Regions from separate parts of the Mus musculus genome. Here region 1 is linked to region 2. A link is a contact called in ENCODE POLR2A ChIA-PET data. All regions are on one chromosome and are shown on one strand. Each heading gives the region's core, a stretch centred on a gene start or an enhancer-like site at or near the end of the contact. The rest is flanking DNA. Distances are from core to core; before and after follow the strand shown.

Region 1 (3,077 bases), core at 11-2,510, 360 kb before region 2:
ATGGTCTTCAAACTTGGAGGTTTACAGCTTCAACTTCACGTTCAAGTCCTTTTCTGTTCTCCTAAATTCAGGAAATTGACCTACTTCTGACGGTTCACCTACTTCATTACCACCGAAGACTTTGTCACCACCGAAGACACCAGGCTCCTCAAAAGAGTGCTCTACTGGACAGTGCAGTGGAGTGGAGGCTACTTCTGGCTTCACCGCTTTCCAACAGAAAGGTCCTTGGTGCTGACTGACAGATTTCTTTTCCCAAACCCCGCCCAAACACAGCTTGCTATTATGCCACAATCACCACAGGTTGTGGGTGAAATTACTCACAGTGGCCCACAGAAACACCTCACAACCTACCCTCCCGAATCACCTCAGGTGCGCCCTTCCCCCACACCCTTCAGAAGATGGCCTCGGGCCCTCGGGCCTTCCCAGGCCTGGGTCCTGTGGCCACCTCCTCGCTACCGACAGACAGGAGTTAGTCCCAGAGCCTGGGAGAACAGAGGAAAGTGGCGAGTGCACCACCAGATCCGATCGGGCGTTGCCTGCAGCTCGCAGATGCCTTTGTCCCTCCCCGTGGAATTGGAACTCAACCACCGCAGCGCGCTCTTGGAACCATGTGCTGCCTCCGCTGCCGCTGCCGCCGCCGCCGCCGCCGCCCGCCCGCGCCGCGACACGACACGACACGCCGCGCCTCAACAGACGATGACAGGCTGGGCGTCACGAGATTCAGCGTTCAGTACGGCTTTGCGGCCGGTGCTGCCCGCGCCACCGCTACCTCAGCCACCGCTTTGTCTCCGTAAGCGCACGCAGCGCGAATCACCTCGCTCACTCCCGACGGCCCGGCCGCCGAGGCCTCCAGCGCACCTTCGGCCAATCACAGAGCTCGAAGTCTTCCCGCCCCCGCCCTGAGACTCCACCTTCTGATTGGCGAGCGACGTCGGTCCACGTGACCGGATCTTGTTTGGCCGGTCCGCCCCCATCACGTGAGGGCGCGCGCCTCTCTTCCTGCTTTCCTGACCCCTCTCGGCCATTTAAAGGAACAGTACCGGGGGCGGGCCGAGAGACGCAGCCGGGACGGTAGCTGCAGAGCAGAGCGGAGGAGCCATCTTGTCTTGTCGCCGGGGAGTCAGGCCCCTAACTCGAAGAAGCCCTGGCGCGCCCTCCCCCCCTCCCCGGTCTGGTAGGGCGAAGGAGCGGGCGTGCGGTCGATCGAGCGATCGGTTGGCGGCTCTTTCTCCTGCTCTGGCATCCAGCTCTTGGGGCGCAGGCCCGGCCGCCGCGGCGCGCGCCCGGTGGCCGTTGGCGCTCGCGCCGCGTCTTTCTTCTCGTACGCAGAACTCGGGCGGCGGCCTATGCTTTTGCGATCCGACGAGGGGTCGTCCGGGTGGTTGGCGGCGGCGGGCAACTCCGCCCCGCTCCCGGGGAGGCGGCGGGGGAAGCTGGGGTGGCCGGGGCTGGCCTGGAGGCCTGGCGCCACCCCTCGGGGCCTGCTAGGACCCAGTTGGAGGGTCAAGAGGGAGCTGGAGGATGGTTGGTGGTGGGCTTCCTCCTTTGCCTTTTCCTACTTATGCCACCTTAGTGGGGAGCGAGAGCGCTGGCGGCAGCTCCGGGGTGGGGATTCGAGCTCCGGAGTCGGAAGATCTGGGTTTGCTTCCGGGCCTAGCCACTCGCTGGCCGAGTGACCTTAGGCAAGTCACTCTGTAATCTGTCTGCGCCTCAGTTTCCTCCTCTGCCTATCAGTGTGTGTATGGAATTGGAAGCTCTCTTCAAAAGTGTCGGTTTACAGAAAGATGATTATTGTTTTTTTTTCCTTTGAGTTGCAAGAAGTCATAACAATTGCTCATTCCCTGAAATTAAATTCGGGAACCTTTTATTGGAGTTGGAGATGGGAAGGTTCCCTGAACTTCTTCTGTACAGAAACACGTGGGAAAGTGTTTTCTAGGGGGATGAGTAGATCCTTCAGTAGCGAGTTTTCAAAGGGGGCTATGACCCAGAAGAGTTTAGAACAGTTTTTGCCACCGGGAGGAAACTGAGGCCTACATGTCATCTGGGACCCTTCACAACCAATATGAAGCCCCCATTTGAGTCCCTGGTATATGTGAGCTGCTTCTTACTGCATAATGGCTGTTTCAGGTACCATCACTTCACTGCTTGGCTTTTAGTCAAAGCCCTTTCCTTTCACCATAGGGTGCCTGAAGGGTGGCTGATGCCTATGGTACAATGGCACCCACTAGAAAGCAGCTACAATTAGGAGTGAATGTGTCCTCGAGTAACAAGAAGTGTAATCTCTGGCCCAGCGATTGTTTTCTGCTGCTCGTACTGGTGCCTGACTACTTTTCTCTCGTTAACTATTTTTTTACAACCATGATTGACACCCATTATTTGCTCCTATTTTATATCCCTGGTTTTCGTGGTTGATAGTGAACAGGATTATTTTTAAATGGTGCTGCCAAAACCAGTTAATAGTGCACATGGATTTTTAGCAAGAGGGCTACTTGGAACAGACTGAACCAGGCGTTGGATTCCTGAAAATGTTTGGGGTTTTTTTTTTTTTTTTTTTTTTTTTTTTTTTGGGGGGGTTTTTTGTTTTGTTTTTTAAATTGAAGGCTAAAGTTTTTGAAAAAACTTTGTTGGACTCTGGCTGGGACACAAAATCAGATATTTGGAATCATTTTGAAGCTTAACTTTTTCCTAACCAGCCTTGTATTCTAATTGCTTGCAAATGTGAGACTGAATGGCCAAAATGCCGTTTGTTTGTTTGTTTATTGTCAGCTGCTTTTATCAAATTCCAGGCCATTATCCAGCAAACACTATTAAAATGTTTGAACAGTTGGGTTTCAAACATTTTTGTTTTGTGGAGTGGTGCTTATTAAGTGGTACAGCTCTCTAAGCAAGTGAACACAAACATATTTAAGTGTATTTTGTATGATTAGATGTTACCAATTCTGATATTTTATTCAAATGTCTAAAAAAATAAGTTGACTTATTCCCTTTACCAAAGGGCCAGAGACAAATGGTTTCCTTTCAAGAGAAATGACTGTTTTGAAGAAAAACTCTGTTGGTCTTAGCTCTTTTGTAATTAA
Region 2 (3,372 bases), core at 72-2,571:
ACACACCGGGCACGAGTACGGCTTCTCCCCCGAGTGGGAAAGCTTATGCCGGTTGAGATGGTATACGTCACGAAAGATCTTGCCACAGATCTCACAAGCCACTTGCTTCCTGGTCCGGCTCCTTTTTCTGGGGCCATCGGGGTCCTCGGAGATGGGTAACCCATTCTCACCCAGCCTTGGAGGAGGAAGATCGATATAGCCCAACTGGAGGCTTGTGACGCCGTGCTGGGCCTCATGTTGCCGGAGCCGGTTGGCGTCAGTGAACACCTTCCCGCACAGGCCACATGGAAGGATGCCTGCTTCCCTCAAGCCCCCTGGAGACCCAAACATGGAGTCCAGCAGGTTGGCCTTCCTGGGGCGTCCCCGGCCTCGCTTGCTAGTTAGTGGAGGTGCACTGGATGCCACATTAGGGAACGGAGAAGTCAGTAGTTGGGGGGATAGGGGTCCAGCCACCATGGGCAATCTGTCCACCCCGGGTAACACAGGCAGAGAAGCTTGGCCCGCAATAGCAGCACCTGTGGCCCTGGCAGCCTCCTCCTCGGGCTGCATACTGCCAGCAATACCGTTACTGTTGGCTGCCATGGCTGCCCCGTTGGTCATGTCCAAAGGGAAGCCCAAGTCAGAAGTCCCAGGTGGGCGAAAGAGCATGATATCAGCCCGGGCAGGGGGCACGAGGATCTGCACGTTGGACTGTTTGATTACTTCCTGGCAGATCTCGATGACCGACCTCATCAGCAGGAACTTGGCGGCCGTCATGAGCTCGGGGAAGCTCTCTAGGCGCACAACGATTCGGGACGTATAAGCGAAGTCCAGGATGTCTCCGAACACTTTGGAACTGATGGTGTGCATCTCCAGTTCGCGGCTGCCTCCAGCTCCGCCGCCTGGAGCCGCCGCCGCGCCTCCCACATCAGCAGGACCACCATCTGCAGCTCCGCCGTCGCCTAACTGGGCGCTGAACACAGACTCAAAGTACTCGCTGCAGGCAGCCAGTACGGCGCGGTGCGCTGGGAAGCTCTCGTCGCCTACTCGTAGGAGCACGTCGCAAAAGCGCCCGCCGTTTTTGCGTTGTTGGTTCAGGTTGTGCAGCATCTCCGTACTGTGTCTGCTCACCTGGTAGGTGTAGCAGCCCGACGGACCGCAAGAAGCGTCGTTGACCCGCTCCATGGTCGCTGCCCCTTCCCCACTCGCCGGGCCGGGCACCCGCCAGTCCCTGGTCCCTTCCCTTAGGCAGCGAGACGCCTTTTGCAGCGGACCACTCACACTCCCCGCACGTGCGGCCCAGGGCTCGGTAGTACTCTCAGGTGCGCCCAGCGCACACGCCCCCTGCTCTAATAAAAAGGGCTAGACCCAGCGGGGCACTGCCCCCCACATTGCCGCCCTTAACCTCCGCCGGACCCGCGTAGCACTCCCTCTCCGCCTGCCCGCCTCCCTCTCTAGGTCTACCTTCCAGGGGTAAACGAGCGAAGAGGTGCGCCCCTCCTGCAAACGCAGCTGCCACCTCCCCTCCCGCCCGCCAGGCGGCGCCGGCGCGCGGCCAAAAGGCGCGCGCGCGCGCGCGGGGAGGAGGAGGGGTCCGCCGCGCAAGCGCAAGCGCGCGCTCCGAGGCTTTTCCCGGGCCCACTGGGGGCGCGCGCTGCGTCCCCTGCAAAGCGCGAGCCGGGGTGGGGGCGCCGGAGCAAAGGAAACAAAAGGCGAAGGCGAAGGCGGCGGTCCGCGCGCACAGGGGCGGTGGCGTAGGCCGAGTCTTGGAGCCCGGCGAAGGCGGCGGCCGAAGCGAGCGGGTGGCAGTAGCAGGGTGGGCCCTTTCCCAAGCCAGGCACGAGTGGCGGCGGCGCTGCGGCCCCAGGCTCCGTGCGTTCGGAACGGAGGAAAGATGGCAGCGGCTGCACTTCCTCTTGCACTTTCACCCCTGGGGGGAGGAGAAGGAGGGGGCGATACCAACAACACCCCCCCCCCCAGCTTGCAGAAAGAAAAAAAAGCAGCGAGCTCGGCGTGGGGGGTCTCGGTCGCCCCGACTCAGCACGTGCGCATCCGGCTCCCTAGCTTGGGCCGCCTAGCGCTGCAAACTTTCCACTTTCTTTGTGCCGAACGCCCCCCCCCCTCACCCAGCGGAGGATGCACGTCCCCCATTCCCTATTTATACAACCCCCCCCCCTGCAGCTCCGCTCCGCTCGCTTCCTGCCCCCACTCCCCAGCTCCGCCAATGCTAGCGCAGCCTGATCCTCCGCCTCCCCACCCCGCCCGCGGGGCCCGGGGCTGCAGCCTCAACCACCCCCCACACACCACCACCCCCCCCCCGACCCCGGCCAATACGATCTGAGCGCCGAGCCAGCAAACCAGCTACAGCCGCCCCTCCGCTGCCCGCCCAGAGTGTAGGCGAGCGTGCGGGATGGGCAGCCAGAGCCTGTGGATCTGAGCCCCCCAGCCTACCTTGCGCACCCGCAGGTCGGACGGGCATCAGCACCCTGCCTAGTTCTCCTTTGATGGCCGAAATCCCTAGAAGTCGGCTGAGACCTCCCGCTCTGCTGCCCTAGGAAGGAGACGGGATCCCGATCCGACGCAGGCGGAACCTTCTGCCTGCCTCACACTGACCGAGGCAAATGCCCGGCACGCCTGGATAACTAGAGATAGGTCGTTTTCCCCACCCACAGCTACTTGGGCTTTGTGCCCCAGGGAGCGTGAAGTCACAAGCCAGCTCAGAGAAGGGACAGTATGATGGCGATGGACAAAATCAACGACCCCTGCATGTCCCAGCAGTTTTGTAAGAAAACTAGGGAATCCAGAGATCAAGAAGCCCCCTCGATCTTCCCCAAGCCAGAAGCTTGCTTATTAGCCCTTGCCGCCCGGCAAAATGCCGGCCACTTTGACCACGGACCGTGCGGCCAGGCTAGAGCGCATTGTCCCTAAGACGCCTGAGGATGCTATTAGGCGAGGGTTGCACACAGGTTCGTCTGCTTGGGCTGTCGCTGAGCTATTGGTATCAGAGACTGTAGGCAAAGCACGTGTACTGGCGCGAAGTTCCCACAGTTGCGAGAGGAGCGAAGCACGTATTCCAAACTTTGCACGGCTCCAAACTGAGCGCTTCCATTAAATGTAGCGGTGTGTGTGGAAAAGCATTCTGGGTATTACCATGCAAATGAACGGGACCAGCTTTCATCTCGGCTTGGGGTTCCCACCAGCGTGCGCCTAGCCTGTTACTCATCTCACTGAGGCTTTTCGGCATGGCACTGTAAAGAGGACCCTAGTTCAAATCCTAGACCTGAGCGCTCTCGTTATGTCTCGGTGCCAGTTACTTGGCTTCTGTGAGCCAGTTTTGTAACCTGTGCCCCGGACAAAGTTGAGAATTCACCCTCCTCAGACAGTTACACTCCA

The links. ChIA-PET counts read pairs that join two places held with the same protein, here RNA polymerase II (POLR2A).
Region 1: POLR2A ChIA-PET joins it to region 2 with 14 read pairs in embryonic stem cell. The contact joins the promoter of Tug1 here to the promoter of Patz1 in region 2. POLR2A ChIA-PET finds 5 or more read pairs at or near these places in 3 of 5 experiments (Patski and embryonic stem cell).

Annotation. Positions count from the first base shown.
Region 1 is chr11:3,646,997-3,650,073 of GRCm38, reverse strand. It overlaps Tug1 (taurine upregulated gene 1), which reads left to right and starts at 1,260. Exons shown (of 4, transcript NR_002321.2): 1 at 1,260-1,321; 2 at 2,996-3,077. Morc2a (microrchidia 2A) reads right to left here and starts at 637. Exons shown (of 27, transcript NM_001159288.2): 1 at 1-637.
Region 2 is chr11:3,288,406-3,291,777 of GRCm38, reverse strand. Patz1 (POZ (BTB) and AT hook containing zinc finger 1) reads right to left here and starts at 1,321. Exons shown (of 4, transcript NM_019574.3): 1 at 1-1,321. The coding sequence starts at 1,164.